2 separate regions of the Homo sapiens genome follow, and region 1 is linked to region 2. A link is an interaction called in ENCODE POLR2A ChIA-PET data of the cell type or tissue named here. Cell type or tissue: OCI-LY7. All regions are shown on one strand. Links, peaks and the distances in the headings refer to the core of each region. The heading gives the core; the rest is flanking DNA.

What was found. ChIA-PET counts read pairs that join two places held together with the same protein. Peaks named below come from ENCODE experiments on the same cell type or tissue, not always from the same donor. Only the 100,000 strongest peaks of a DNase experiment are listed, where the experiment ranks them.
Region 1: POLR2A ChIA-PET joins it to region 2 with 5 read pairs; 4 of 35 experiments call an interaction of 5 or more read pairs at or near these places.

Annotation. Positions count from the first base shown.
Region 1 is chr12:57,639,341-57,655,463 of GRCh38, forward strand. No RefSeq gene overlaps it. Among named protein-coding and RNA genes, the nearest start is that of B4GALNT1, 14 kb to the left of the region's middle. In OCI-LY7, for the core only: no CTCF peak of the experiment used is centred there; a DNase peak (open chromatin) is centred at 6,721.
Region 2 is chr12:57,890,914-57,907,036 of GRCh38, forward strand. LOC283387 (a long non-coding RNA gene) reads right to left here and starts at 5,569. Exons shown (of 4, transcript NR_148947.1): 1 at 2,827-5,569. LOC101927608 (a long non-coding RNA gene) reads left to right here and starts at 3,326. Exons shown (of 2, transcript NR_187681.1): 1 at 3,326-3,438; 2 at 4,739-5,919. RefSeq lists enhancers at 2,210-2,710, 7,519-7,568, 8,169-8,388, 8,549-8,628, 14,453-14,747. In OCI-LY7, for the core only: no CTCF peak of the experiment used is centred there; DNase peaks (open chromatin) are centred at 5,888, 7,638 and 8,518; H3K4me3 peaks cover 3,256 bases; H3K27ac peaks cover 3,694 bases.

The sequences.
Region 1 (16,123 bases), core at 4,048-9,047, 250 kb before region 2:
CAGGAGAATGGCGTGAACCCGGGAGGCGGAGGTTGCAGTGAGCCAAGATTGCGCCACTGCACTCCAGGCTGGGCGACAGAGCGAGACTCCATCTCAAAACAAACAAACAAACAAAAAATCCAGACAGTATGTTGCTTGATCCTACCCCCAGCCAGCTGTAGGCAAAGTCCAATTCTGCATGGCAGCCTAGAGGGCTGGGGACAGGGCTGGGCTAGCCTTGTCCTCTCTGCTCTTCTCAATCACTCTAGGCAAGTGGCTCTGGATGGATGGATGGAGCCCGGCTAGCAGTCACAACGTTATACAACCCCCTGTCATGCATCAGAACATCCAGTGAGTTTTCCAAAAGACCTGGGTTCCTGGCAGGTGCTGTTTCTTGTCGTGTAGCCCAGCAGACCTGTGACTTAAGCCCCCAGCTGTTATCTTTCCCTTAACAATTCAAAGGATGCTTATTTTGTTTATTGAACATGGCTTGTCTTTTTAATACATATTTGGGATATATTATCTGTCATTTTAATTTGATCTGTTTGGAGTGAAGGAAGGATTTTCCCTTGAATTTACTCAACCATTTTTGATGGAAGTGACCCTACAAATTGTCTACTTATAAACTTTTTTTTTAAACAGGAAAGAAATTATACTATACACGTGGAACCCCATACTGCTTTTTTACATGACACATATATCTTGGAGGTCTCTTTATAAAAGCACATGAAAATGTCTCATTTAAAATTTTGCATATTACTACATCAAATGAATATATTAATTAACACTTCCTTTTCATGACAAACAGTGCTGCAATAAACATACTTGGTGAACTGTTATAAATATGCCTGATCTATTTAAACTGAATGCCAATTATTATGTCATTGTTCTTTAATTTAGATTTTTTGCTTAGATTACAGCAAAGACCAAGTTCAAAGATGTCAATCAGAAGAGGCAACCAAGAAAACTGTGAGCCAGTTAATGCTTGCCATACACACATTTATTTGCACTCAACAAGTTAATAAAAATCAGTGTATTGCTCAATTAGCTGGCGATGAGAACTAACAAAAGGGAAGCCCCATGCTACTTTAGTGCCAGGATTTGGTCAGCTTTTCTTGGCTGTTTTCATCAAAGTATTCTTTTGCTCATGGATTTTGTTTACCCTAACCAGCACGAGGGAGTCGTAAAGACCTCACGACTTACATGAAATTGTCCAGTTACTCCAGAGAGACGCAGGGACAGTAGTGCTCTTGTCCTCCAGTGTTTGGTGGCAGGCTGGGATTTTTATGCTCGCTTGGGCTTTGGGTGTTTCAGACATGGCTTACATTCTATTGGTTCAATATTATATGATACTTCTGTGAAAGGAAAATAAGTCTTGGGCCCCCCCAAATCACTAAGTTAAAGGACAAAGTCAAGCTGGGAACTGCATAGGGCAAGGCTGCCTCCCATTCTATTCAAAGTCACCCCTCTGCTCACTGAGATAAATGTATATCTGATTGCCTCCTTTTGAGAGGCTAATCAGAAATTCAAAGGAATACAACCATTTGCTTCTTATCTACCTATGACCTGGAAGCTCCCTCCCCGCTTTGAATTGTCCAGCCTTTCCAGACTGAGCTAATGTTCATCTTACATATGTTGATTGATGTCTCATGTCTCCCTAAAATGCATAAAAACCAAACTGCTCTGACCACCTTGGGGACATGTCATCAGGACTTCCTAAGGCTGTGCCACAAGCATGTGTCCTCAACCTTGGCAAAATAAACTTTCAAAATTAACTGAGACCTGTTTCAGATTTTTGGGGTTCACATTTTGGTAACCATGGGGGGATTCTGAGTGGAGATGCCCCTGACCTTTGACAAATCTATCAGTGCTTGGGACCAGCATGAGCTAACTTCATGGCTCAAACCAATAGGACAATTTGCTGAGGCCTAAGAGCACCCCCTCCAGAAAATCCCTGATCTCCCCAAATTTGGTTGAAATCTAAAGTTTATTTTGCTGTGCAACTCCTCTTATTTTTTGGAGTTTTACTGCTTCCAATAAGGAAGGCAAGATTTCCTGTTTCCATGATGATGGAAGGCAGGTAACTCCTTTATAGAGTTTCAGCTCGCTTCCAACAGGGAAGGTGAGTTTTTTTTCAGGCTTCTAAAGTGGTAGAGAGCAGTCTACAGCCTGAGACCCATCCCTAGGTAAGTAACTGAATTGAGGATTGTCGTGGCTAAAGTGAAAATTAACAACCAGCTGGTCTTAATTTCTCCTTACCATTAGAGCACTAAGTGATCACATAAGTTTACCTATTTTTGTTGTTGTTGTTGTTTGTTTGTTTCTGTTTTTGTTGTTGTTTCGGTCTTTTTCCCATTGGGTTTGGTCAACTCTATCCAACTTGATCAAATACAAAGGAAGTTCCAAATTATGGGGAACAAGTCCTCTGAACTGCCTAAATTCCCCCACACACAAAAAAGGTGGTGTGGTGGGGGCAAAAAATGGCCAGCAAAAGAAAAAAAAGGAGGAAAGATTTTTTATTTTGACTACAAAAGGGGCTTTATTTACATAACAAGGCCACCTTTTGCTAGCCAGGCCAAAGTGAAAGCAATGACTGTTACCCCGTGCTACAGTTTGATAGCTAAGGTTCTACTTTCTTTTTTCCACCATGACAGCCTGGGTTTTTGTTCCTAAATCAAGCCCTTTCTGGTTTGATACTTGGTACTTCTGAAATAGCAGCAATTTGTCCTAGCTGAAATATGATAATGATACAGGAGGTAGAAAGAAATTATTTAGGCAGATAGTGAGGGCAAAAGAGTCCTCGGCAGAGCTTCCCCTCTAACAGTAAGCAGTCCCCCAAAATCATTTTTTTTCCCTAAAACAGAGAAGCCTGAAAAATCGAGCTGCAAACATAGATAAGCAAGCTGGAAGCTTGCACGGGGGAATGCTGGCAGCTGTGTCAATAGAAAAGGGCTACCTGGGGACCAAGCATGTCCAACATGGAGGCTCCATCTTCCCTTTTTTGTTAGGATGTGTACAGTAAGAAAGAAATGGGTAACATGGCACAGCTCAGGCGGATAACCCATCTGCATAATAAAATTTTAGGAGGCTGGGCATGGTAGCTCACACCTGTAATCCCAGCACTTTGGGAGGCTGAAGTAGGAGGATCACTCGAGTGCAGGAGTTTGAGACAAGCCTGGGCAACATGGCAAAACCTGTGTCCACTAAAAATGCGAAAAATGAGCCAGGCATGGTGGTGCATGCCTGTAGTCCCAGCTACTCAACAGGCTGAGGAGGGAGGATCACCTGAGCCCAGGAAGTCGAAGCTGCAGTGAGCCGAGATTGCACCTAGTTAACCAGAGTGAGACCTAGTCTCAAAAAAATAAAATAAAATAAAGATTAGGATGGAGGCTACCAGAGATTCATGCCCTATGCAAATGGCACATCTGGTCCTAACCAGTTTTTTGCACTCTATGTAAATCAGACACCGCCTCCCCATCAGCTCATCTATAAAACTCCCTGCATTTCACTGTGGATCCAGCAATCCATTTTTCCAGGACCCCTTTCTGTAGCAGAGAGCTATTCACTTTCTTTTGCCAATTAAACGTCCATTCTCTTTTTTTTTTTTTTGAGACGGAGTCCCTGTCTGTCGCCCAGGCTGGAGTGCAGTGGCGCAATCTTGGCTCACTGCAACCTCCGCCTCTTGGGTTCAAGTGATTCTCCTGCCTCAGCTTCCCAAGAACCTGGGATTACAGGCACCCACCACTACACCTGGCTAATTTTTGTATTTTTAGTAGAGATGGGGTTTCACCATGTTGACCAGGCTGCTCTCGAACTCCTGATCTCAGGTGATCTGCCTGCCTTGGCCTCCCAGAGAGCCGGGATTACAGGCATAAGCCACCGCGCCGAGCGTTTTTTTTTTTTTTTTTTTTTTTTTTTTTTTTTGGAGACAGAGTTTAGCTCTTGTAGCCCAGGCTGGAGTCAATGGTGTGATCTTGGCTCACTGCAACCTCTGCCCCCTGGGTTCAAGCAATTCTCCTGCCTCAGCCTCCCAAGTAGCTGGGATTACAGGTGCCTGCCACCACACCCAGCTAATTTTTGTATTTTTAGAGGAGACAGGGTTTCACCATGTTGGCCAGGCTGGTCTCGAACTCCTGACCTCAGGTGATCCACCCACCTTGGCCTCCCAAAGTGCTGGGATTACAGGCATGAGCCACCACGCCTGGCCCTAAACTTCCATTCTTAACCTCACTCTTGTGTGTTCGTGTCCTTGATCTTTGTGGCTGTGAGATAATAAACCTTGGGTATCACCCCAGACAATAAGGCTGCTTCAGTAATGAGATTTAAAAAAAATTTTTGTTTTTGAGATGGAGTCTTGCTCTGTTGCCCAGGCTGGAGTGCAGTGGTGCAATCTCAGCTCACTGCAGCTTCCACCTCCCAAGTTCAAATGATTCTCTTGCCTCAGCCTCCCAAGTAGCTGGGACTACAGGTGAGTGCTGCCATGCCTGGCTAATTTTTTGTATTTTTAGTAGAGATGGGGTTTCACCATGTTAGCCAGGATGGTCTTGATCTCCTGACCTTGTGATCTGCCAGCCTCAGCCTCCCAAAGTGCTGGGATTACAGGTGTGAGCCACCGCGCCTGGCCTAAAAAAAAAAACAAAAAAAAGAAAAAAAATTTTTTTAAAGCAGCTTAATGGTTAAAGTCAGCTTAATTAAAAGCTAACATCCAAAATGTATGTGTGTATGAGAGCGTGTGTATGTTTGTATTTAAAAGGCCTTCATGTTCGTTTTTTTTTTTTTTTTTTGAGACGGAGTTTAGCTCTTGCTGCCCAGGCTGCAGTGCAATGGCATAATCTCGGCTCACTGCAACTTCCGCCTCCTGGTTTCAAGTTATTCTCCTGCCTCAGCCTCCCAAGTAGCTGGGATTACAGGCACTCCACACCATGCCTGGCTAATTTTTTGTATTTTTAGTACAGATGGAATTTCACCATGTTGGTCAGGCTGGTCTTGAACTCCTGACCTCAGGTGATCCACCCACCTCAGCCTCCCAAAGTGCTGGGATTACAGGCATGAGCCACCACGCCCGGCCCTCTCTGTATCTTATGATGTAAATTTTGCTATTTAATTTTCACCTGGGTTATTTCCTTTAATATGCAAATTTAAGTCTGTTTTGCTAACAACTGCCTAGGGTTGTGAAGCAGGTTATCAAGAATCTGAAAGTCTAAGACAGGGGGAAAAAAAGGGTTTTTTGAATCTATAAGATGTACCTTGATAGGCATGAAATACATGCACATCTATGTATTTATGTGTTGTGTACACAATGTTTCACTACTGAAAATATATAAAAGAGCTCTAATTAATTGGCTTAAAGAAAAGTAAAAGTGCTTGAATCATATACTTTATCAAGAAAAAAGAAAAGACTAGTCAAATGCTTTTTCAAGTTTACAGAACTTAAGTAAAATCTTTAATAAATAAACTAGCTTTAAAATTATTGGTAAAATAATATTAGAAATGTCATAAGAATTGCCAGCATACATTTTTATTTGCATTTCTTAATCAAGCAATTTCATACTTATCCCTGCCAAATACTATAAGTTGTCAAAACTTGGCATAGGGCTTACAAAATTATAAACCTAGCCCAAGACAGAATAAAACTTTGCTTGTATAGTCTTTAATAAATAAGACATTGATATTGGTTTAATGAAAATAACTACATCTTGAATTATTTAATAAAATTACCATAACTTCTAATTCTGTGACTTTAGGCAGTCTAGTCCACAGGTAGTAATGAGGTTTGTTTTGGGAAAGAACTGCTATTTGTTTGAACTGCTATTAGTTTAGCTTTGTCTGAAAGCTAAACTATAAGCTAAGTTCCTCCCAAAGTCCAGGATGAGCAAGGGCAGTTTGGAGGTTAGAAGCAAGATGGAGTCAGTTAGGTTAAATCTTTTCACTGTCTCAGTTATAATTTTGCAATGGTGGTTCCATAACTTTAAACAATGACTATTGCAGTTTTCATAAATAATCTAGATAAAAAATTAGGCCAGGCATGGTGTCTCACACCTGTAATCCCAGCACTTTGGGAGGCCGAGACAGGTGGATCACTTGAGGTCAGCAATTTTAGACTAGCCTGGCCAACATGGCAAAACCCCACCTCTACTAAAAATACAAAAAAAAATTAGCCAGGTGTGGTGGCGCATGCCTGTAATTCCAGCTATTCAGGAGGCTGAGGCAGAAGAATTGCTTGAACCCAGGAGGCAGAGGTTGCAGTGAGCCAAGATCATGTCCCTACACTCCAACCTGGGTGACAGAGTGAGACACTGTCTCAAAAACAAACAAACAAAAAACAATTAAAATAAAATAATTAGGTAATTGTAATTGGATACATACTTATAGACAAACTTGTCATAATTTAGAATCTAAATTATATTAAATTACATAATAGATATTTCATTATTTGGGTATTTTCCAATAAAAATATATTTGTAAGAAAACATTCTTTTTAAAAAAGTGTGTCCTTTTAAAAAATGTGAACACTTTTCATCTAATTCAAAGCTTATTTAAAGGTCATGTGTAAAACAAGGTAAAAGGAACCATGAAATAAGAGAAATGTAAAATAAGTTATAAAAATGAAGAGTTTTTTTATTGGTAAGAAAGCTGAAAAAGAAATAATTTCATATGAGAAAGAATCTTGTATGGTAAATTTAGTCCTGGAGTAAAGTAAATAACTGGTTGTTTAAAAAAGAAGGGTGTTCAGGCCAAACCAGAAAGTCCAAGCATGTCGTGAATGGTCTAAGTCACACAGAGAGGATTTATTTTAAAAAACTTTTTTTTTTTTTTCTTTTTTGAGATGGAGTTTTGCTCTTGTTGCCTAGGCTGGAGTGCAATGGCACAATCGCAGCTCACTGCAACCTTTGCCTCCCGGTTCAAGCGATTCTCCTGTCTCAGCCTCCCGAGTAGCTGGGATTACAGGCATGCGCCACCATGCCCAGTTAATTTTGTATTTTTAGTAGAGATGGGGTTTCTCCATATTGGTCAGGCTGGTCTTGAACTGACCTCGGATGATCTGCCTGACTTTGCCTCCCAAAGTGTTGTGATTACAGGTGTGAGCCACTGCACCCAGCCTAAAAAAAAACTTTTACATGATCAAGTTATCATATTATTATTAAGTTTTGGTTTGCTGAGGGCAGGAGCCAAGATGGCTGAATAGGAACAGCTCCAGTCTACAGCTCCCAGCGTGACTGACGCAGAAGACGGGTGATTTCTGCATTTCCATCTGAGGTACTGGGTTCATCTCACTAGGGAGTGCCAGACAGTGGGTGCAGGCCAGTGGGTGCGCGAGCCAAAGCAGAGCGAGGCATTGCCTCACCTGGGAAGCGCAAGGGGTCAAGGAGTTCCCTTTCTGAGTCAAAGAAAGGGGTGACGGATGCACCTGGAAAATCGGGTCACTCCCACCCGAATATTGCGCTTTTCAGACCGGCTTAAAAAATGGCGCACCACGAGACTATATCCCACACCTGGCTCAGAGGGTCCTATGCCCACGGAATCTCGCTGATTGCTAGCACAGCAGTCTGAGATCAAACTGCAAGGCGGCAGCGAGGCTGGGGGAGGGGCGCCCGCCATTGCCCAGGCTTGCTTAGGTAAACAAAGCAGCCAGGAAGCTCGAACTGGGTGGAGCCCACCACAACTCAAGGAGGCCTGCCTGCCTCTGTAGGCTCCACCTCTGGGGGCAGGGCACAGACAAACAAAAAGACAGCAGTAACCTCTGCAGACTTAAATGTCCCTGTCTGACAGCTTTGAAGGGAGCAGTGGTTCTCCCAGCACGCAGCTGGAGATCTGAGAACCAGCAGACTGCCTTTTCAAGTGGGTCCCTGACCCTTGACACCCGAGCAGCCTAACTGGAAGGCACCCCCCAGCAGGGGCACACTGACACCTCACACGGCAGGGTATTCCAACAGACCTGCAGCTGAGGGTCCTGTCTGTTAGAAGGAAAACTAACAAACAGAAAGGACATCCACACCAAAAACCCATCTGTACATCACCATCATCAAAGACCAAAAGTAGATAAAACCACAAAGATGGGGAAAAAACAGAACAGAAAAACTGGAAGCTCTAAAAATCAGAGTGCCTCTCCTCCTCCAAAGGAACGCAGCTCCTCACCAGCAATGGAACAAACCTGGATGGAGAATGACTTTGACGAGCTGAGAGAAGAAGGCTTCAGACGATCAAATTACTCTGAGCTACGGGAGGACATTCAAACCAAAGGCAAAGAAGTTGAAAACTTTGAAAAAAATTTAGAAGAATGTATAACTAGAATAACCAATACAGAGAAGTGCTTAAAGGAGCTGATGGAGCTGAAAACCAAGGCTCGAGAACTACGTGAAGAATGCAGAAGCCTCAGGAGCCGATGCAATCAACTGGAAGAAAGGGTGTCAGCAATGGAAGATGAAATGAATGAAATGAAGCGAGAAGGGAAGTTTAGAGAAAAAAGAATAAAAAGAAATGAGGAAAGCCTCCAAGAAATATGGGACTATGTGAAAAGACCAAATCTACGTCTGATTGGTGTACCTGAAAGTGATGTGGAGAATGGAACCAAGTTGGAAAACACTCTGCAGGATATTATCCAGGAGAACTTCCCCAATCTAGCAAGGCAGGCCAACGTTCAGATTCAGGAAATACAGAGAACGCCACAAAGATACTCCTCGAGAAGAGCAACTCCAAGACACATAATTGTCAGATTCACCAAAGTTGAAATGAAGGAAAAGATGTTAAGGGCAGCCAGAGAGAAAGGTCAGGTTACCCTCAAAGGGAAGCCCATCAGACTAACAGCGGATCTCTTGGCAGAAACCCTACAAGCCAGAAGAGAGTGGGGGCCAATATTCAACATTCTTAAAGAAAAGAATTTTCAACCCAGAATTTCATATCCAGCCAAGCTAAGCTTCATAAGTGAAGGAGAAATAAAATACTTTACAGACAAGCAAATGCTGAGAGATTTTGTGACCACCAGACCTGCCCTAAAAGAGCTCCTGAAGGAAGCGCTAAACATGGAAAGGAACAACCAGTACCAGCCGCTGCAAAATCATGCCAAAATGTAAAGACCATCGAGACTAGGAAGAAACTGCATCAACTAATGAGCAAAATCACCAGCTAACATCATAATGACAGGATCAAATTCACACATAACAATATTAACTTTAAATGTAAATGGACTAAATGCTCCAATTAAAAGACACAGACTGGCAAACTGGATAAAGAGTCAAGACCCATCAGTGTACTGTATTCAGGAAACCCATCTCACGTGCAGAGACACACATAGGCTCAAAATAAAAGGATGGAGGAAGATCTACCAAGCAAATGGAAAACAAAAAAAGGCAGGGGTTGCAATCCTAGTCTCTGATAAAACAGACTTTCAACCAACAAAGATCAAAAGAGACAAAGAAGGCCATTACATAATGGTAAAGGGATCAATTCAACAAGAAGAGCTAACTATCCTAAATATATATGCACCCAATACAGGAGCACCCAGATTCATAAAGCAAGTCCTGAGTGACCTACAAAGAGACTTAGACTCCCACACAATAATAATGGGAGACTTTAACACCCCACTGTCAACATTAGACAGATCAACGAGACAGAAAGTCAACAAGGATACCCAGGAATTGAACTCAGCTCTGCACCAAGTGGACCTAATAGACATCTACAGAACTCTCCACCCCAAATCAACAGAATATACATTTTTTTCAGCACCACACCACACCTATTCCAAAATTGACCACATACTTGGAAGTAAAGCTCTCCTCAGCAAATGTAAAATAACAGAAATTATAACAAACTATCTCTCAGACCACAGTGCAATCAAACTAGAACTCAGGATTAAGAATCTCACTCAAAGCTGCTCAACTACATGGAAACTGAACAACCTGCTCCTGAATGACTACTGGGTACATAACGAAATGAAGGCAGAAATAAAGATGTTCTTTGAAACCAACGGGAACAAAGACACAACATACCAGAATCTCTGGGACACATTCAAAGCAGTGTGTAGAGGGAAATTTATAGCACTAAATGCCCACAAGAGAAAGCAGGAAAGATCCAAAATTGACACCCTAACATCACAATTAAATGAACAAGAAAAGCAAGAGCAAACACATTCAAAAGCTAGCAGAAGGCAAGAAATAACTAAAATCAGAGCAGAACTCAAGGAAATAGAGACACAAAAAACCCTTCAAAAAATCAATGAATCCAGGAGCTGGTTTTTTGAAAGGATCAACAAAATTGATAGACTGCTAGCAAGACTAATAAAGAAAAAAAGAGAGAAGAATCAAATAGACACAATAAAAAATGATAAAGGTGATATCACCACCGATCCCACAGAAATACAAACTACCATCAGAGAATACTACAAACACCTCTACGCAAATAAACTAGAAAATCTAGAAGAAATTGATAAATTCCTCGACACATACACTCTCCCAAGACTAAACCAGGAAGAAGTTGAATCTCTTAATAGACCAATAACAGGAGCTGAAATTGTGGCAATAATCAATAGCTTACCAACCAAAAAGAGTCCAGGACCAGATGGATTCACAGCCGAATTCTACCAGAGGTACAAGGAGGAACGGGTACCATTCCTTCTGAAACTATTCCAATCAATAGAAAAAGAGGGAATCCTCCCTAACTCATTTTATGAGGCCAGCATCATTCTGATACCAAAGCCGGGCAGAGACACAACAAAAAAAGAGAATTTTAGACCAATATCCTTGATGAACATTGATGCAAAAATCCTCAATAAAATACTGGCAAACCGAATCCAGCAGCACATCAAAAAGCTTATCCACCATGATCAAGTGGGCTTCATCCCTGGGATGCAAGGCTGGTTCAATATACACAAATCAATAAATGTAATCCAGCATATAAACAGAGCCAAAGACAAAAACCACATGATTATCTCAATAGATGCAGAAAAAGCCTTTGACAAAATTCAACAACCCTTCATGCTAAAAACTCTCAATAAATTAGGTATTGATGGGACGTATCTCAAAATAATAAGAGCTATCTATGACAAACCCACAGCCAATATCATACTGAATGGGCAAAAACTGGAAGCATTCCCTTTGAAAACTGGCACAAGACAGGGATGCCCTCTCTCACCACTCCTATTCAACATAGTGTTGGAAGTTCTGGCCAGGGCAATTAGGCAGGAGAAGGAAATAAAGGGTATTCAATTAGGAAAAGAGGAAGTCAAATTGTCCCTGTTTGCAGATGACATGATTGTATATCTAGAAAACCCCATTGTCTCAGCCCAAAATCTCCTTAAGCTGATAAGCAACTTCAGCAAAGTCTCAGGATACAAAATCAATGTACAAAAATCACAAGCATTCTTATACACCAACAACAGAAAAACAGAGAGCCAAATCATGAGTGAACTCCCATTCACAATTGCTTCAAAGAGAATAAAATACCTAGGAATCCAACTTACAAGGGATGTGAAGGACCTCTTCAAGGAGAACTACAAACCACTGCTCAAGGAAATAAAAGAGGATACAAACAAATGGAAGAACATTCCATGCTCATGGGTAGGAAGAATCAATATCGTGAAAATGGCCATACTGCCCAAGGTAATTTACAGATTCAATGCCATCCCCATCAAGCTACCAATGACTTTCTTCACAGAATTGGAAAAAACTACTTTAAAGTTCATATGGAACCAAAAAAGAGCCCACATCACCAAGTCAATCCTAAGCCAAAAGAACAAAGCTGGAGGCATCACACTACCTGACTTCAAACTATACTACAAGGCTACAGTAACCAAAACAGCATGGTACTGGTACCAAAACAGAGATATAGATCAATGGAACAGAACAGAGCCCTCAGAAATAATGCCGCATACCTACAACCATCTGATCTTTGACAAACCTGAGAAAAACAAGAAATGGGGAAAGGATTCCCTATTTAATAAATGGTGCTGGGAAAACTGGCTAGCCATATGTAGAAAGCTGAAACTGGATCCCTTCCTTACACCTTATACAAAAATCAATTCAAGATGGATTAAATATTTAAATTTTAGACCTAATCCCATAAAAACCCTAGAAGAAAACCTAGGCATTACCATTCAGGACATAGGCATGGGCAAGGACTTCATGTCCAAAACACAAAAAACAATGGCAACAAAAGCCAAAATTGACAAATGGGATCTAATTAAACTAAAGAGCTTCTGCACAGCAAAAGAAACTACCATCAGAGTGAACAGGCAACCTACAAAATGGGAGAAAATTTTCACAACCTACTCATCTGACAAAGGGCTAATATCCAGAATCTACAATGAACTCAAACAAATTTACAAGAAAAAAACAAACAACCCCATCAAAAAGTGGGCGAAGGACATGAACAGACACTTCTCAAAAGAAGACATTTATGCAGCCAAAAAACATATGAAAAAATGCTCATCATCACTGGCCATCAGAGAAATGCAAATCAAAACCACTATGAGATACCATCTCACACCAGTTAGAATGGCAATCATTAAAAAGTCAGGAAACAACAGGTGCTGGAGAGGATGTGGAGAAATAGGAACACTTTTACATTGTTGGTGGGACTGTAAACTAGTTCAACCATTGTGGAAGTCAGTGTGGCAATTCCTCAGGGATCTAGAACTAGAAATACCATTTGACCCAGCCATCCCATTACTGGGTATATACCCAAATGACTATAAATCATGCTGCTATAAAGACACATGCACATGTATGTTTATTGCAGCATTATTCACAATAGCAAAGACTTGGAACCAACCCAAATGTCCAACAATGATAGACTGGATTAAGAAAATGTGGCACATATACACCATGGAATACTATGCAGCCATAAAAAATGATGAGTTTATGTCCTTTGTAGGGACATGGATGAAATTGGAAATCATCATTCTCAGTAAACTATCGCAAGAACAAAAAACCAAACACCGCATATTCTCACTCATAGGTGGGAATTGAACAATGAGATCACATGGACACAGGAAGGGGAATATCACACTCTGGGGACTGTGGTGGGGTGGGGGGAGGGAGGAGGGATAGCATTGGGAGATATACCTAATGCTAGATGATGAGTTAGTGGGTGCAGTGCACCAGCATGGCACATGTATACATATGTAACTAACCTGCACAACGTGCACATGTACCCTAAAACTTAAAGTATAATAATAAAAAAAAAGTTTTGGTTTGCTTTAGAAAAAACATAAAAAATTTTAAAAATTAAGGTTATTACATCTGTGTATCTTTCTGTTTCTGCTTTTAAAATACTTGTGACACTGAGTTACAGGGCTTTGACTCCTGGGTCTAAAAAGGACACCAAGTCCTGCTAAATTTTAAACACTGACAGCAATTAAAACCCCATCTTCAGTCCCAGTTGAAGATGCCAATCAAAATAAACTGCATTCTTGAGACACAGGGCCAGAAATTAAAGTTATTCAACTCCTCAAGGCCTAGGGACTATCGTGGAAGAGGTAGACATGTGAGATTGTAAAGGCCAATTTTAAGAGATAAAATAAGTTCAGTTTCTCTATAAATTAATCATCAATGTCAAAGGTACACTAATGCAAGACCAGCATATGGGCCCCTGTGTCAGATTAACAAGGTTTTCTTGAGGTATTAACCAACTCCTGAATAAAGGTTATAAAAGGCTTATGGAAGTTATATTTTATGGTAAAGATTAAAATTTTATAGAGTGTTCATTAAATTTTGAAAAACAAATTTAATTGGCTTCATGCTGTTTTTATTAGGGCTTATTGTTTGGAAAATTAAGTCTCCTCTCTCAAAGAATGAAGGTTTTACCTTTTTCTTTTTTAAAAATCCTTGAGATATTACTTTGATTAAATGAAATTACTTATTTTACAGTGACCTGTAATGGTACTTTGTGATATCAAGTGTTTTCAACTTTTGATGTTGAACAAACTTTCCAAATCAAATTATAAATTATGGCCAGGCATGGTGGCTCACGTCTGTAATCCCAGCACTTCAGGAGGCAGAGGTGGGTGGATCACCTGAGGTCAGGAGTTCAAGACTAGCCTGGCGAACATGGCGAAACCTGGTCTCTACTAAAAATATACAAAAATTAGCTGGGCATGGTGGTGCATGCCTGTAGTCGCAGCTACTCTGGAAGCTGAGGCAACAGAATTGCTTGAACCTGCCAGGCAGAGGTTGCAGTCAGCTGAGATTGTACCACTGCACTCCAGCCTGGGAAACAGAGCAAGACTCTATCTCAAAAAAAAAATTATAAATTATATCTTTTTCTGACCTAATTAATCCTTTAAGATATTAGGTTCCCTAAAGTCCAAAAATGACATATTTTGCTTATTTGGTATAAAAATTGTACAGGAAATATTGTCAAGTATAAAATGGTGTTTGGTTTCCCTTGGGCTGTATTTGTATAAATATGTTATTAGCATGTGTCCCAAAATTATGGGAAACTCCTATAATTCTGATATAGCTTAATGTACATTTAATAATTATAATTGTTATGTTAAATTATTGTGTGCCACAGAGGTAACAAATTTCCTTGTCAGTTGTGTCTTTGGCTATGGCTGCCTTAAAACTTTTTGTCATCCATGAACAATTGTCTTGTTTTAGTCCTCTCTAGAAGGTCGTTTTATAATCAACTATAAAACTCTAACAGGTGCTTTTGAATGCAGGTTTCTGATAACTTTGATGATTGTGACATCAGAATAGAGGAAAAACTTTCAGGACTGATGGAGAGCTGAAATATTTATGAATATCAAGCAGAACAGAAATTAACTACATGGACTAAAATAACAGAAGTCTGAAGTGATCTTTTTAACTTTTTGCTAAAAACGTTGCTGATCTTTCGTTTCATTTTTCAGAGTCAAGAAAACTTTTAAGCTATCTACAGCTTTTAACAATTGAGTAAAATATACTCCTATGAACACAATTTGGAGCATATTCATTTCTTTCTTCCTTATTTCTACAGAATTTGGAAACTATTTGTGAGTATTCTTAACTTATGACAATACAGTTATTTGCATAAGTGCAATAAGAATCTGTTTTCATTTGTAACACGTCACAGTTAAAGAAACTGGTTATTTTACCAAGGCTTTGGCTGGAATGGTGTGCTTTCCTTTAAGGAATAAAACTTGTTTTATGGAGCCAATAAAAGTCCCTTGGAAATACTGGTCTCATACCTTTGTCTACACAGTCCCCATACAGGGTTTCTGACTTGTGGTAAGTAAAGAATGTCACTTTCTGACAGGCCCAGGAGCCCTAAGTTTATCTTAAACCCTCAAGAGGAGAGGAATTCACCTAACTCATAGGTATTTGATGGTACAAATCTATGGCTGGGCTTGGCTTTAAAAAAGTCTTATCTGAAATTCCTTCTATGGAACAAAGTTCCATCAAAGCCAATTTAAAAGGCTATGTAAAAAATAATTATTCTGGCTGCACTGTATACAAATAATCAGGCCAAGTATAATAAAGCAAACCAGTCCTACCATGATTTGTCTTCAGTAAAAATGGGAAACTGGAGAGAGAAAAAATATGTTTCAAAAACTACAGTAGGCCAGGTGCCATAGCTCACACCTGTAATCCCAGCACTTTGGGAGGCTGAGGAAGGGGGATCACGAGGTCAGGAGATTGAGACCATCCTGGCTAACACAGTGAAACCCCGTCTCTACTAAAAATACAAAAAATTAGCTGGGCATGGTGGTGGGCGCCTGTAGTCCCAGCTACTTGGGAGGTTAAGGCAGGAGAATGGCGTGAACCCAGGAGGCAGAGCTTGCAATGAGCTGAGATCACACCACTGCACTCCAGCCTGGGCGACAGAGCAAGACTCTGTCTCAAAAAAAAAAAAGAAAAACAAAACAAAAACAAAAACAAAAACTACAGTAACCTGTTGTTAGATTCTAGTCTTGCCTAATGTTTTTCAATTTTTATTATTTCCTACAGTTTGCACCAACTTTTCTTGGCTATAAGCCTGCAAAATAATGTTTTCAAATTTTTTCCTTCTTTTTTTCCCATTTTTTATAATTTGGAGTCACCAAAAACTAAGCTGTACTTTCATAAAACTCTGTAAACTGAAGCTAGACAACTTAAACTTCAGAAGAAAATAATAGTAACCTATTTACATACATAAGGCACTTTCATACCTGCCTACTTATGTATGGACT
Region 2 (16,123 bases), core at 5,463-10,462:
CCTATTCCAGTGGCAGCTGCTGTGTGCTTCTTCTGTTTTCCATCAGTTTGGAAGGGAGCATAAAGTCTACAGCCACATGGGTGGGGTCAGCAGAAAGATTGACCACCAAGCCTGAGGCAGGTGAGGCTGATCTCCTGGGCACAGCCTCTCTGCACAGGAGTTCACAGAAGTGATATGATCCAAAGTTGCTGAGGGAAAAGCCCTTATTTGTGGAATTAACGGCAGGTCTCTCTTGAGGTCAGAATGAATGTTATTGACATTATTGTTTGTATTGTGGTAAGGTATACATAATGGAAAATGTACCATTTTGGCTGGACATGGTGGCTCACGCCTGTAATCCCAGCACTTTGGGAGGCCAAGGTGGGCGCATCACCTGAGGTCAGGAGTTCGAGACCAGCCTGCCAACATGGTGAAACCTCATCTCTACTAAAAATACAAAAATTAGCCGGGCGTGGTGGTGGGTGCCTGTAGTCCCAGCTACTTGGGAGACTGAGGCAGGAGAATCACCTGAACCCAGGAAGCAGAAGTTGCAGGGAGCCGAGATGGCCCCACTACACCCCAGCCTGGGTGACAGAGCGAGACTCCGTCTCAGTAAATAAATAAATAAATAAAAATAATAAAATAAAATGTACCATTTTAACCATTTTTAAGTGTACAGTTTAGTGACATGAAGTACATTCACACTATTGTGCAACCATGATCATTTTCCATCTTTTTTATCTTCCCAAACTGAAACTCCACACCCACTAAACAATAACTCCCCTTTCTCCCCTCTCCCCAGCTCCTGGTAACCACTATTCTACTTTCTGTCTCTGGGAATTTGGCTACTCTAGGTACCTTATGTAAGGGGAAGCATACAATATTTTGTGCTTTTGTATCTGATTCATGCTGACTTATTTTTAATTAGATCACCATTTCGACTGCAGCAGGAATGCTGATCAGTGATGTGCCATGCCTATAGAGGAGTAAAGAAAAGAAAAAGGAAAGAAAGAGCAAAAAGGAAAAAGAAAACAGGAACATTTTGGGGTGGATTTCTTGACTGTCAGGGGTACCAGATGTAAGGGGGCGGTGGTGGCGGGTGGATAGGAAGAAAGTGTTACATAGAAAACAAAATGCTGTGCTTTATCATTCCAGGGGCGGGCTGGCATCTATCCTGGAGGTAGATGCCTCTGTTTTGAGGATTATGCTATGATGAACCCTGATAGGGAAGCGCTCTGGTGAGAACAATGAGACTTTCTGGGCATGCGGAAGGCAAGACAAATTGTTTTGCAAGATGAATCCCCAGGAACTTGGAATTTGGGTAGAAGGGTCTAGAAGAGAAGGGGAAGGCTGGAGAGAAGATGGTTTAAGTTGGGACTTAGGGAACAGTGAGAAGTTTTCTGAGGTGGGAGATGGTTGGTGAACTTTCAGGGTAATGTCTATTCGTAGATTCTCATTTGCTTACTGTCATTTCCTCTCTATGACCCCTAACCTTGAGTAAAAGTCTGCTGCCGTGTGAGTTGGGCGTGGCTGGGGCAATGCAGGGACGGGGCTAAGCAAAGGGTGATAAAGAGCGGGTGGGAGAGGAGAGCAGCTGTGGGAGTTGAGGTGCAGATAGAGGGTGAGAGGTGGGAAGCAGGGAATCCCAGCCAGAGGTCATCAGAGGAATCACAAACCGTCTGAGCATCTTGGCACCCAGAAGGTGGGGGGTTGTGACAAGATTTGAGAGAACTGCAAGCTTGCGGGGACACAATGATGGAGTCCCTACTCTTAGGGGAATGGGGCTGGGGTCACTGCTTGGATATGACAGGGCAGGCACGCCAGTTAGACAGCCTGAAGGAAGGAGTGGATGGATTTCTCTTCTTGGAGACCTTTGGCAACACTTGGACAAGGCACAGCCTGGGTAATGAGGAAGTCCCTGCAACACAGCTCAGTGCCTCCAAGATTTCCAGATACACAGAGAAGAGGACTGTGTTTCTCAAAACAGAGATGGAGGTAGAGCCAAAGCCAAGCCCAGAACATGTCTCGAGCTTTCAAAACACCTTCTCTTTAAAATCATCTGAAAGCAGAGATATATGGCAGTTGACTATCTCTGATGGAGACATATACCTTTATTTATTTATTCATTTATTTTTAAGACAGGTTTTCGCTCTGTCGCCCAGGCTGGAGTGCAGGGGCGCAATCTTGGCTCACTGCAACCTCTGCCTCCCAGGTTCAAGTGATTCTCCTGCTTCAGCCTCCTGAGTAGCTGGGACTATAGGATGTGCCACCATGCCTGGCTAATTTTTGTATTTTCAGTAGAGACAGGATTTCACCATGTTGGCCATGCTGGTCTTGAACTCCTGTCCTCAATTGATCTGCCTGCCTTGGCTTCCCAAAGTGCTGGCATTACAGGCATGAGCCACTGCGCCTGGCCAACATAAGCTTTTTGTACCCCCCAGACATAGCAGGAACCCAGTGAGAAGGCCGGGCTGCTCCCACCCAGAGACCCTGGAAGAGCCTGGCATGGAAAATGGGCCGTGCATCGTGTTGCCGGGAATGCTTGGTGATTCTCTGGCCAGGTCCTGGGCTGAGTGTGGGCCGGGGATGGAGCCCTGCCTGGAATCAGTGATGCATCCTGAAATCTCTGGACCAGCCTGCATGGTGACGGAGACCAGAGTGAGGCTGGCCGAGGACATTTCCCTCTGGTCCTGTCCAGCCTTGGCCCCGAGAACCAAGGCTCTAGGCTCATCTGGCTAGATAGATCCTGTTTTTGGCCCAGCCCAGCATCCCTTTGTTACTTGGGACTTGGGGAAAAAGGCCTGGCTTGGCTCACACTTGAGGAGGTTTGCCAAATGTGTTACTTACCATTAAAAAGCTTGTAAACCTGGGGTGCAGGATGCTGTGGGGGCCTGGGCTGGCTCGAGGATGTGCTGTTTAGAAGTTCCAGAAGTTCCCTGCTGGCTGGGAGGGAATAATGTCCCTGCAGAGTCAGAGGCGAGCCTGCCCTGGGCCTGGGCCAGCTTTCCCTCTCGCGGGCCTCTCTGCTCTGGGGGAGCTGTGTGTTTCCTTCTACTCAGGCAGCTTGGGAAAGACCAGAGGCCCTTTCAGGGAAGGGAGAAAAAGGGAAACAGGCCTGAAATGACTGTCGTGAAAGCCCACTTCTGAGCTTCAGCCCAGAGCACAAATGCATTTTCTTCTGTTATGAGAATGTGGAGAGTTCCAAGAGGTTGTTCAGGGGAAATACAGAGCCTCAGAGCTCTGGTACTAGGAGGACCTTAAAGACCAGTTAGGACAGCCCCCTCATTTTACTGGAAGGCTAATTTGAAACAGAATGGAATTTGGCAGGGGCTAGGATCCCTTTTTTCTTCGGAGGCTTCATTTCCTGAAAGACACAGTGTCCGTGATGAACTGATTTCACTAATTCGCTCATTGCATTTTTTAAAAACCTCAGCGGTCCAGATCTGGCTTCTTTTGAAGGTAACAGAGTTTGTGGCTTCCAGGGTGTTTTCAGTTTGGGGCCATAATTTCTGTTTGTTCATTAAAAATATTTGTTCACCATAGGCTTACTGCCAGGTCTTCCTATGCACAGCATCAGGCTGTGCTTGTGAATGGCTGAGGGAAGCTGGAAATAGGCGAAATCAGGAAAATACTGGAATAAGGCAGGGGCTGATGTGGTCTAGGAGGGTTAGAAGGTGGAGGCTGGCAAACTTGTGATTAAGGGTGGTGTTTGGGCACCCTCAATGAGGAGGCCTCATAGCTATGGAAGAGACCAAGAGAACCTGGGTAGACATCTGTGCAGGGCCTAGGGACTCAGGACCCCCTGTGGATGCAGCTGAGCTGCACCTGAGAGGTCTCTGAGGTGGACAGGCCCCTGGTGGCACAGGAAGCTTCAGAAAGAGGAGACTTGCATTGGGGCAACCAGGCATATCAGAAAAAGATCTTAAAAAAAAAAAGAGAGAGAGAGAGACAGAAAGCAGGTGGGACAGAGTGAAGTGGGGCCTGAATTAATTATAAATGGTGGTGGCTATATCCTTTTTTGGGAGGGGCCCAGGAGGCTGCCAACTTTGATCTCATTTTCTGGACAGGCCTTTAGGTTACCTCTTCTATCCACCACCCAATCACCAGAGAGTTAGTGCCTTCTGACAGAAGCAGCTCTTGGCAGAACACACGAGACATAAGCAGCTGGGGCTGGGGACAACACCTGCTAGGGGTGGGCTGGGAAGGAGACAGACATATGCTGGTGCAGGAGAGGAAAGTGTATCATAGCCTCCTGTCCTGGGAGGCAGAGTGGAAGGGCATGCGGCAGGGTTCAGGGAGGGGCCATCTCTGTCTTATTCATGTGGTAGCCCCGGCGCCTAGCTCAGTGCCAGGCACACCCTAAATAACAAAATCACTAAATAACGGAATGAGTGAATTTAGCTTATGCCTGAACACACAGAGTGTCATCCTCTTGAATCCTTATGTTAACCTATATTTTTCTTCTCCAGGATTTATGGAATAATCAGGAATCTGCCTACTGTGAGCTTTCCCCTTTAGAAAGGTTTTCTCATTGCTGGTGTGACAGAGTGCACTGAAGCTCTGTTTCTCCAGTGATCTCAGCATAAAGACCCTCCATCTGACAGGCAAAGGACGGGTGGGAGGAGGGCCAGGAGGACCTCTCAGGGCCCAGCTGGCTGTGCAGGATGCAGAGGGTGGGCTGGTACAGAGGCTAAGAGCAGAGGTCAGGGTGAGAGGAGGCATTAGCAGCTTTGTTAATTGCATCATGTCTTTCCTCCAGGTGACAACACTAGGCCTATGCCTCATCCCCAGCAGGTGACCAATGGAGGAAAATAAAATAGAACTTCAACATGCTCTCTGACGAACTTGAACCCCTGGTACTGGTTGCTCTGAGAAGCCATGGGTTTCCTTCCTTGGACAATTTCAGAGCCCATCATTATGGTTTATGGAAAGGAAGTGGCACTGAGAGAGACCCTTGCTTCTCCTGGCAGCTCTTCTCCCTTGAGAAAGCTCCTCAACTTCTCCTGAGCTTAGTTTCAGAAGTGATTGTTCATCCTCTCCCACTGGGAGTCCTGGGATGGGCTCCGTATATTTTACTCCAGCCACAGGCGGATGAGTGAGATGACCTTTTCAGGTCACTCAGGAGATCCTCCAGTTTCTCAGGATAATCTAAGCATCTCCCTTTCCTTTAGAAGCTGTCAGAGCTAACTCAGCGTGGGTGTGGGCTCTTTGCAGCTACACCACCTCCCCTCCAATATTTAGAAGTTCTTTGCTGGTTCTTAGGGTCTCCTAATCACAGGTCTTTTTTTCTGGGCTCTGCCTGAAAGGCCACATCCGTTTTTTCCCTGAAAGCTAGCTAGGTCCTCTGGGCTAAACACCACCGCCCCTCAGCTCTAGAAATGGCTGATTTTCATGACGCCCTTTGCCAACCAGATTATTTCTTAAATTGCTCTCCCCCCTGCTGGGTGTTCTGGGACACAGACGCCAGTGTGTGGGGTCCCCGGCTTTCCTTTCTCCCAGAGCAGCTGGAGGAGAGCCTCAGTTTCTCCACCGCACACCCTGGCCTGAGGGTAGCAGCCGACCCAGTCGGGGGAGTGGGCCTCCTGCGCCCTCGGAGGCACAGGACCGCGGGGCCCCACCGAGGACCCCCTGAACGGCAGCCCGCCGCGAGGCAGCGTGGGGACCAAACTGCCGCGCCCCAGAGCCCGCCGCCGCCTGTCCCCGCGTCTGAGGTCCGCAAGGAAGAGCTGCGGGAATGCACGCCCGGGGAAGAGGCTTTGTGAACCGAGGCTCGGCGCGCCCCCCACCCGCGCCCCTCATGGGCAGCCGGGCCCAGCCCGCCGCCCGGGCCCCTCTGGGAAGGGCTTGGAGGCGACGCGGGGGGTCGGGGGAGGAGGGAGCGTTCCTGCAAATCACATGATTTTCCCGCTTATATAAATCACAGCTTGTTTTTCTCAACCAGCTGCAGACTTAAAGGTGCAGTGTCTTCTTTCTCTCCCAAGGGCAGAGGTTCCCCAGGGTGCTTTTGACGACCCCTGAGCTGGGGTGGGGTGGTTTCACCAAGCAGGGGTCAGGGTTCAGGGTTCAGGAACCCCCCACCCCATCCCCCATCCCCGGGATGTTTCCTTTTAGCTCGGGACCAGGGAGGGGCATGGAAATCCGGTCGCCAAATCAGCAGGCAGAGCCGAGCTGGGGCGGCCTCCAGCGCCTCGCCTCGGTCAGCGATCACTCTGGAGACCAGCGATCCCCGTGGGGGACCCTGAGCTGAGGGGTTACAATGAAACTGGCCGGTGGCAGATTTGCGGTGGCCAAGAGCAGACTTCTAAGGGTGATGCTTACTGTTCTGACCAGCCCTGGTTATTTGTTTGAGGCTAAGTTATGTGAGAAGAAAAACGAGCTCAACACATATATCCAGCACCTATCATCTACCTATTAGGCACTGTAGGGAGAAACCAAGACCTTTTAGACAGTCGTCACCTTCAAGTGGTTTATAGGATTTAGGTGATGAGATATGTAGATATAGACATAGAGGCAGACACGAGATATAGAGATTAAATAGCACTAGTCAGTTTCAATGCCTGTTCCAGGCTAAACAGAAGAGCGTTACAAGGCTGTGCATAATTACTTGCTTGATCAACAGCACAGATAATGAGTCCTTCAGGCCTTGGGAAGAGGGCTCTGGAGGCCCTGACTGAGAGGTGGGCCAGAGGCAAGGCAGGAGGGGGACAGGCAGCTGGGGGAGGATGGACGGCATGTGTCAGGAGGGGAGAAAGGAGCATGATGTTGGAGTAATCCCTTTGCTAAACTGAGGAACTGGAGAGAGGAGGAGTGGGGGATGAGGGTGGGAAGCCGTAGGGGGGCCAGGTGCAGGTGGCCTTGAGTGCAGGGCTGAGTGTGGACTTGATCTGGTGAAGGCAGTGGGCGAGCCTGCAGAGGTGGGAGGGCAGGTGAATGGTATGATGAAGGGGGTGTTTTTAAGGACCAGAAGTCTGGCAGCAGTGCGCAGAATAAACTCGAAGCATTGATGGAGACCCGTTGGAGGCTTCTGCAAGGAACCAGGCTGACGTAAGGTCACAGTGCTGGGGTGTTAAGAGAAAAGGTGAAAATGAACAGCGAGAAATAAGAGATTTTGAAGAAAGAATGGAGATAATTGATTGTGTATACAGCAAAGGGGAGAAATCACCAGAGGTGATGTTGATTTTGAGCATGGATGGCAGGGAGAAGATGGCAGCCCTGCAGCCCTTAGGTGGAGGGGGGGGTGCGCCAGTGGCCAGGGGAGGAGCTCCTTTTGGAGATGGCGTTTGTGAAGACAATGGGCTCTTAACTGGGAAATGTCCAGTGGGCTGGAAGTCAGAGGAAATAACTCAAGGGATGAAAGAGATCTTGCAGATCTTACAGGGAGATCACAGAAAGGGAGAAAGAGAAGTAGGGCCAGGGGACACCCACGTTTAGGAGTAGGAGCCGCTGGCAAGGCTGTGGAAGGAATATTCACACCCCAAGGACAGACCAACCTGGGCACGAAGTGTCTCTGCCTGACCTTGGCCAAGTTGTTTATTCTGTCTGCACCTCAGTTTTCTCATCTATAAAATGGCACTAACAGCACTTGCATTACTTTCTGTGAGGACGATGTGAAATGTCTGAAGCATCTCACACACTGCACAGTGTCTGGTGCAGGGCAAGCACCAGCTGTTCTTCCTTTCCACACTTCCCTTCCTGCCACACCCTCTATGTCCTTTCATGGCAGCCACCTGAACACAGTTTCTCTCCTTTTAAATTGTTGTTGTTTTTCTTCTTACCCCTCCTCCTCTTCATCTCCTTCTTCTTTTTCTAGAAGAAACACACGGTCTTGTTTGCATGACCAATTATTTGAACTGGAAATACCCTCCATTATGAAGGAAGGAAATAATAAATTTTTTTCCTAAGGGCCTCTTAGCTGAAGCTGGCTATTACCTCACTGGATCCTTCCAGCAGCCCTGCAGGGTTTGGGAAGGCAGGTATTATCAGGCCTTTTTCCCCCCTACAGCTGAAGAAATGGAAGAATGGTTGTAAAAAGTTTTATTATTCTGTTGAGAACCACATGTCTAATCAGTACTCTCTAGCTCAGAGCTTTCTAAACTTCTATTTGTAGCCCTTTATTTTTGGAAATAATTTTACTCGGTAGTCAAATAAAATAGATATAGGCAACCCAGTTCTGGTTTCAGTGCAGTGGGGAGGTTCTGAGTCACGACTGCTTGGCTGTGCTCCCACTCCCAGCCCCAGGCCAGGCTGAGAAGTGGGGCTTTCCTTGTGGGGTAACCCAGCACCCAGAGCCTCTCCCTCTACACTAAGCTTCATTCTTTTCCTTTTCAGCCACAAACTTCCTGACTGTGAAAGCCAGGCCCCAGCCCAAGAAGGCTTCACAGACCCCTAGGTGTGCCCTCTGTGTGAGCCAAGTGTTGACCCTGGCGATGATGCCAACAGCCCGACTCTGCCCAGCTTTCAGCCGCATGAGTGTGAACCAGCTGAGCGGCACCAGCTCAGGGCAAGGCAGAAGGCCAGGTGCACTGTCTCTAGGCAGGCAGGATGAACAGCAGCACCTGATGTCACAGCGGCCGGGGAACCACCCTGGTTGGGGCATGCTAACCCACCCTGCTAATATGCTTTGGGTCCTAATTTCCTTTTTGAATGAGTTTCTTAAAAAAAACAACTTGTTAGGTGAAAAGACAGTTTGTGGTTTTTAGAATGATGATTTGAGTAAGGCAAGTATTGGTAAAATGCTCTGCAGATAGTTATCGCATACGCTAATGCTTACATAAGATAAACTCCTGGCAATGGAATTAGATGAAAGTATATATACATTAAGTTTTAAAATATACACTATTTAAGGCAGATGAATAGACATAAAAAATAAAAGCAGCTTAAAAAAATAACACTGTTAACACAAGCAGAATGCTGCTTTATACAACCTTGATCTTGCCATCCCTTCCCTTCTACCTAGAGGACACCAGGATCCAGAATTTGGTGTTTATCATTCCTATACAGTGCTTTTAATGTTTTAACATTTTACGTAAATTATATTTTACTGCATGTATTCTTCTGAAACTTGCATCTTTTATTATTGTGATTCAGGGTGTTGTTCTGTTGCCCATGCTGGGTAGTGGTGTGATCATGGCTCACCATAACCTCTAACTCCTGGGCTCGAACTGCTACCTCAGCCTCCCGAGTAGGTAGGACTACAGGCTTGTGCCACCATGCCTGGCTAATGAAAACAATTTTTTTTTTTTTTTGGATACAGAGTCTCACTGTGTTGCCCAGGCTGGAGTGTAGTGGCGTGATCTCGGCTCACTACAACCTTTGCTGCCCAGGTTCAAGTGATTCTCCTGCCTCAGCCTCCTGAGTAGCTGGGATTACAGGTGCCTGCCACCGTGCCTGGCTAATTTTAATTTTTTGGTGGTTTTTAGTAGAGACAGGGTTTCATCATCTTGGCCAAGCTGGTCTTGAACTCCTGACCTCGTGATCCACCCACCTTGGCCTCCCAAAGTGCTGGGATTACAGGCGTGAGCCACTGTGCCTGGCGAAAACACATTTTTTGTGGCAACTGAGTCTCATTATGTTGCGCAGGCTGGTCTTGAACTTCGGGCCTCAAGCAATCCTCCTGCCTCAGCCTCCCGGGTAGCTGGGATTACAGGCATGCGCCACTGTGCCTGGCTGAAACTTGCATCGTCTTTTCCTCAGTATTATATTTCTGAGATTCTTCCATGTTGATACCTTTTTAAAGGAAATTTATTTTCACTGTATAACTTCAAATTGTATGAATATACTATAATTATGTATCCATTTTCTGGTTAATGGACATTAAAGTTGTACAGTGTTTTTTTCCTGTTACAAACAGTGCTTCTATGAACATTCTTGTACACATCATCTCTTGATTGTGTATGTGTGGGGGTTTCTCTAGGACATTTGCTTAGGAGTGGAATTACTGACTGGTTCATAGATTATGAGAATCTTCAATGAGATTGGAAGTATTCTCCAGGCCGGGTGCGGTGGCTCACACCTGTAATCCCAGCACTTTGGGAGGCTGAGGTGGGCAGATCACATGAGGATCAGGAGTTCGAGACAAGCCTGCCCAACATGGTGAAACCCTGTCTCTACTAAAAAAATACAAAAATTGGCTGGGCGCAGTGGTTCACGCCTGTAATCCCAGCACTTTGGGAGGCCGAGGCGGGCAGATCACGAGGTCAGGAGATTGACACCATCCTGGCTAACACGGTGAAACCCCTTCTCTACTAAAAATACAAAAAAATTAGCCGGGCGTGGTGGCGGGTGCCTGTACTCCCAGCTACTCGGGAGGCTGAGGCAGGAGAATGGCAAGAACCCGGGAGGCAGAGCTCGCAGTGAGCCGAGATCATGCCACTGCACTCTGGCCTGGGCGACAGAGCGAGACTCCATCTCAAAAAAAAAAAAAAAAAAAAAAAATGAGCTGGATGTGGCAGTGTGAGCCCGTAATCCCAGCTACCAGCTACTCCAGAGGCTGAAGCAGGAGAATTGCTTGAACCCAGGAGATGGAGGTGCAGTGAGCCGAGACTGCACCACTGCCCTCCAGCCTGGGTGACAGAGTGAGACTCTCTCAAAAAAAGAAAAAAAAAAAAGGAAAAAAAAAAAAAGTCTTTCCAAAGTGGTTATTGTAATTTACACTCTTATCCACAGTCAGTTACTCCACCTCCTCACCATCACTTGCTGTTGTCAAACTTTTAATTTTTGTGGAATTGATTGGTGTGAAATGCTTTCTTGTTGTGGTTTACATTTCTCTGATTACTAGTGAGGTTAGGCATCTTTTCACATATTTTATTTTTTTGCTATACGTATCTCTTCTTATGATAATTACCTTTGCCCATTTTCTTCTTTTGGAGTGCTTGTCCTTTCCATATTGATTATAGAATTCCATTAAATATTATGCTTACTAGTCTGTTATCAGTTAAATGTTTTGCAAATATCTTTCCCATCTGTTGATTCTTTTCACTTTTTTTTTTCTTGAGACGGGGTCTCAGTCTGCTGCCCAGGCTGTAGCACAATGGTGCGATCACAGCTCAGTGCAGCCTCGAACTCTTGGGCTCAGGTGATCCTCCTGCCTTGAGCTGGGAATACAGGCATACACCACCATGCTTGGCTATCTTTTCACTTTTAAAACGAGTGGACTTTTGATGAACAGAAGTTGATGTAATATAGTTGAGTTTTGTATTTAAATTTTTTATATTGTTAATTGCTCAGCTTGTACTTCTGTCAATAGTGTATAAGAGTGCCTGGTTTTCCACACTGCTGCCAACACTGGGCCTGAATGATTTTAATTTTTGTTAATCTGATAGGTGAAAATGGTGTCTCACTGTTTTGATCTGTCTTAATTATGGGTAAGCTTGAGCATATTTTCACAGGCTACTGGCCTTTTACATTTCTTTTTCTGTTTTCTTCATTTTTCTATTGAGTAGTTTGCTTTTTCCTAATTGATTTGTGAAGGCTTTCTGAATAGTAAAGAAATATACCCTGTTTCTGCTGTGTGTGTGGCTACATGCTGCATGTGTATCTCCTCACTGCAAGCCATTGATGATGGAACTAGAAAAACCTGAGCCTCTGTACCACATTTGCCCTCTTTAGCCCTTGAACACTAGCTGTGTTGCACAAGAATGTAAAAAGCTGCAATTGGAGGCTTTGTGGAAGTGGCAGGAGGAGCAATGTAGTTCTGTGTAAGTAGGAGCAATAGGGTAGGGAGTGTGTACACTGTGGAAGCCCATCTTCTATTAAAGGGTAAAACAAACAGAGACGGGAGAGAAAGTTTGAGTTGGAGCAATAGGAATGTGGCCTGCATTCTCATTTCTTAAGTGAAACGTTACTAATGCCCTGGTGAGGAATTCTGAAGTGCCTTGTGTAGCTTGGCTGCCCTTGGCTGGTGGTGAGAGTGGTGGAATGGAATAGTTCTGAGGGTCTGGCCTGTACCAGGCATGCAGCCCTGATGGAGGCTCAAGAAAGCTGACTTGCTCCAGGTCACAGGGCTGTCAGTGGCCAAGCTTGGATTCAACTCTGGGACTAGCTCGCTCTTCAGCCCTGTTGTCTGCAGCATACTAATGGTTCTACCATGATTAGTCTCAATTAGGGGAAGGCTTGGCTTTTATAAGGAGATTTGTCAGGAAAGCCTCATAACAAAAGAGTCAAATTAGAACATATTTTAAATAGATTGCCATCTCAACAGTGAAATTTCATATTTCTATGTTTTAATGTCAATAATTGGCTTAAATAGTCCCTCTTGGAGAACACAGGTAAATTAACAGTAATTATAATTGGGCTCTATTGAAAAAGAGCAATAGACTTAATAGTCCTGTTCATGCCTGAAAGAATGTTCAATGGAGAAACCAGCCAAGATTCCATTTTTCCCTGTCTTGCATTCAGTACAATTTGGATGACATTAAGCTTTCTCTTCACTCATTTACTCATCCAACAACTGCTTACCACATTCACATTCTGTGCCATTTTGTTAAGAGCTGAAAGAGTGGTGAACAGACCTAGGGCCTGCCCTCACAGAGCCTACAGTCTAGTGAGAGGGATAATCAATAAACAAGTAAACAAACAAAAAACAGCTGTTGTAAGTGCTGTGAGGGACATACACACGTGCTGCGACAGAGAATAATATGGGATTGACTTTAGTGGGCAGGTCAGGGAAGGTCACACACATTCTGTGGGTGATTGGGTACTAACATTTATTTTGGAGTTAAAAATACCTCCTACAGGTCTTTTGCTGCAGTGATGCCAGCGGGAGCATCAGGAGCTTGGGCTCAGAGCAGGACGCCTCGGATTGTTTTAAGAAAATGGCAGACGAACTGGGCATGGAGGAAATCGCTAGCTTTCATAAGGCCAAGCTAAGGAAAATGGGGATGCAGAACACCCTGCCAACCAACCCAAGAGACTGCTGAGCAGGAGAAGCGGTGTGAGACTTCCTAAGAGCCTGGAGGATTCCCGACCCCATCATCTTCCAGACTCCAGCTGCCATGTGGAAGAAGCTGATTATAGCAGGGTTTTTTTTTTTTTGCCATGCCATGAGGTGTGTTTTATTTTCAATAATCATACAATAATTTTCTATAATGGAAAATCATACAAATAATTTTCTATAATGAAAATAATACAAATAATTTTCTGTAATGAAAATTAATACAAATAATTTTGTATTAATCATACAAATAATTTTCATTAAAGAACATTATTTGCACGATTACTGAAAATAAAAAACACCTCATGACATGGCCAAAAAAACCCCCAAAAATCTTCCTATAATCAGCTTTGATATAAACAGTTTTCTTTTAACTGAGGAGAAAGCACCAGTATACAAAGAAGAAAAGCAGGGTGTGCACTTTTTTTCTTCTGGGGTCTACAAAATAAAAATAGCCATGAGGCTCCCTGGATAGTTTTTCTTGCTGATTGCAAACACCAGATACCCCGAGTGCAGTCTTTTCATGCAATCTGGATGTGCATCCTGGTTTTTCACGGAAATTTCTTCCTTGGGGTAAAAGATGACCACCCATATTTAATGGGAGGGCCCAAAAGCATTTAAGGGGAATATAAATTCCAGAGGTCTATCCAGAACTAACATGAAAAGCTCCTCTCTTGAATTTGCTGCCCATCAAGGCAAAGCATCTTCCTTGAAGCAGGTTTGAAGGATTTGCTTCCTCATCTCGCCTCCTCTTTTCGCACCTGCCAGTCCACAAGGGCTTGGGTGACAGCACCTGGCCTACACACTTTTCTAGGCACAGCAAAACTGTCCCCTACACGGATTTTCTTTAGTTCACAAACACATCTCCTCTCATTTTGGTTGTTTGAGCCACGGTGAGAATGCTGGGCTTTCAGGAATATAATTTGATGATGAAGGGATTCACCCTCTCTGCCCAGGACTTTTTTTTTTTTTTTTTTTTTTAAGATGAAGTCTTGCTTTGTCGCCCAGGCTGGAGTGCAGTGGCACCATCTTGGCTCACTGCAAACTCCGCCTCCCCGGTTCAAGCGATTCTCCTGCCTCAGCCTCCTGAGTAGCTGGGATTACAGGCGCCCACCACCACGCCCAGCTAATTTGTTTTGTATTTTTAGTAGAGATGGGGTTTCACCATGTTGACCAGGCTGGTTTGGAACTCCTGACCTCAAGTGATCCACCCGCCTTGGCCTTCCAAAGTGTTGAGATTACAGGCGTGAGCCACCGCGCCCGGCCTGTCCAGGACTTTTTGAAGGGGTTTTGTTTGTTTTGCTTTTAGGTATGTCTATTTGTTATTTTCTTAATAAAAACACCACTAGCGGCCAGGTGCGGTGGCTAACGCCTGCACTCCAGCCTGGGTGACAGAGACCCTGTCACGAAAAAAAAAAAAAATCTAAAGAAAGCCTCTCTTTCTAGCCAATGTTTAAAAGCTCTCAGTGTTGCTCCTCTCTCTTCCTACATTTCCTCTTCCTAAGCAAAGTAACATAAAAACTCTAGACAATTGGCAGGTATTTGTGTGTTCACCTGTGGGAGAGAGTTCACTTTTCAGGGAGCGGGAATAAAGGAAAACGATTGTCGAGTGCACGTGATTTAAATTAAGTCCTGGCCTCCATCAAAGTGGTGTTGGGAACCATCTGGTGGCCAGAAAGGTTTTAACACAGGCCAGGGCTCCCTGCTGTCCTCTCGTGGCAAGAGGTGGTATGACGCCCTAGGTAGGAATCCTTGCCCTGCGTTGTTCAGGATTACAGAAAAGATACAGATCAGGAAGGAAGGCAGTTAAAGTCAACGTTTACTTAATGCCCTAAAGCAGATGGGGCTCCGGGAGGAGCCAGGACAGCACCGACGCTGGCATGGTATCTGCAGTTACTGCCTGCTGCCCACAGGAGATTGACAAAAACCCCAAATATGACAATCCCAATTCATAATTTTGGGTGGAGCGGGGTGGAGTTTTATGACATATTCTCAATTAAAAATATCTTTATCCTGTTTTTGAATCATAGAATTTTAGAGCTGGAAAGGATCTTAGAAATGAGTCAATAAAATTTTATTGAGTTTTTACTATGTGCCTCTGTACTACGTGCTGTTAGGGACTTAAGGATGAATTAGATATGAATAAGCCCTGTCCTCAAAGAGTTAAAGGTGTAGCAGAAAAGTCATACAATAAAGCGAGTAAATGCCATGTAATGTGGTAGGTGCAATAACATTGGGAGAGCATGCGATACTGTGAGGACAGATGTCAGAATGGCCCCCTCTACCTGAGGTAAGTGAAGGCTTAAAAGAGAGGAGCTAGCACCTGACTTGTGTCTCAGAGAATGAGGAGTTTTCCAGGTAGGTGGGTAAGGGTGGGGATCAGAGAGGGAGGCCCAGGCAGTTGAGAAGCACACGCAGGCAGGTGGGACATTGCATTCGGCTGTAGCATATGGTATGAGGTAGGTAGCAGATGCTGCATAAATCCTTGCCGAATGAATGCATCTATGAATGATGATGGTGGGAATGGTGAGAGAGGAGGATGAAGAGGTTATGGGGGGTGGGGTGCAGGTCATAACACTAAGGAATTTGAACGTCATGCTAGAAGAGGTGAGGGAGGGTGTGGGTGGAGGGCCTTTGAAGGATTTAAGCAGAGGAGTGACATGATCATATTTATATTTTAAAAACAATTTTGGCAGCAGCGAGAAGGAGGCCGATAACTAATTAGTAGGCTACTGAAATAACCCAGTGAGTGATGATGAAATCCTAAGGCGGAGAAATGGGAACATTGAGGAAAGCATGGATTTGAGTACTGTTGGGAATACAGAATCGGTAGAGGCAATGAAAGAGAGAGAAGGGTCTAGGATGGCTGCCACCCAGAGTTTTGGCATGGGGTCTGCGTGGAGCAGATTTTGACAGGAAGGTAAAGAACATAGTGGTGGTGTTTGTGGCACCTCCAGGTCGATGTCTAGAGGGTATCTGAATACATGGGTCTGGGTTTAGGATCACAAAACTGAATGAAGGAAACCTGGAGAGTGTGTGGAGTGTGTGACCAGTGGGGAAAGTGGAGGATGAACTCTGGTGACCAAAGGATGGGTGGGGAGGGGCAGAAGAGGAGCTAGGAGAGGAGGAGAACCGAAGGGGAAACTGGCCTGGGGAGGTGTCCTTAAAGGGTCAGCCAACACTGGGCGAGAGTCCACCTAACAGGATCAGAAG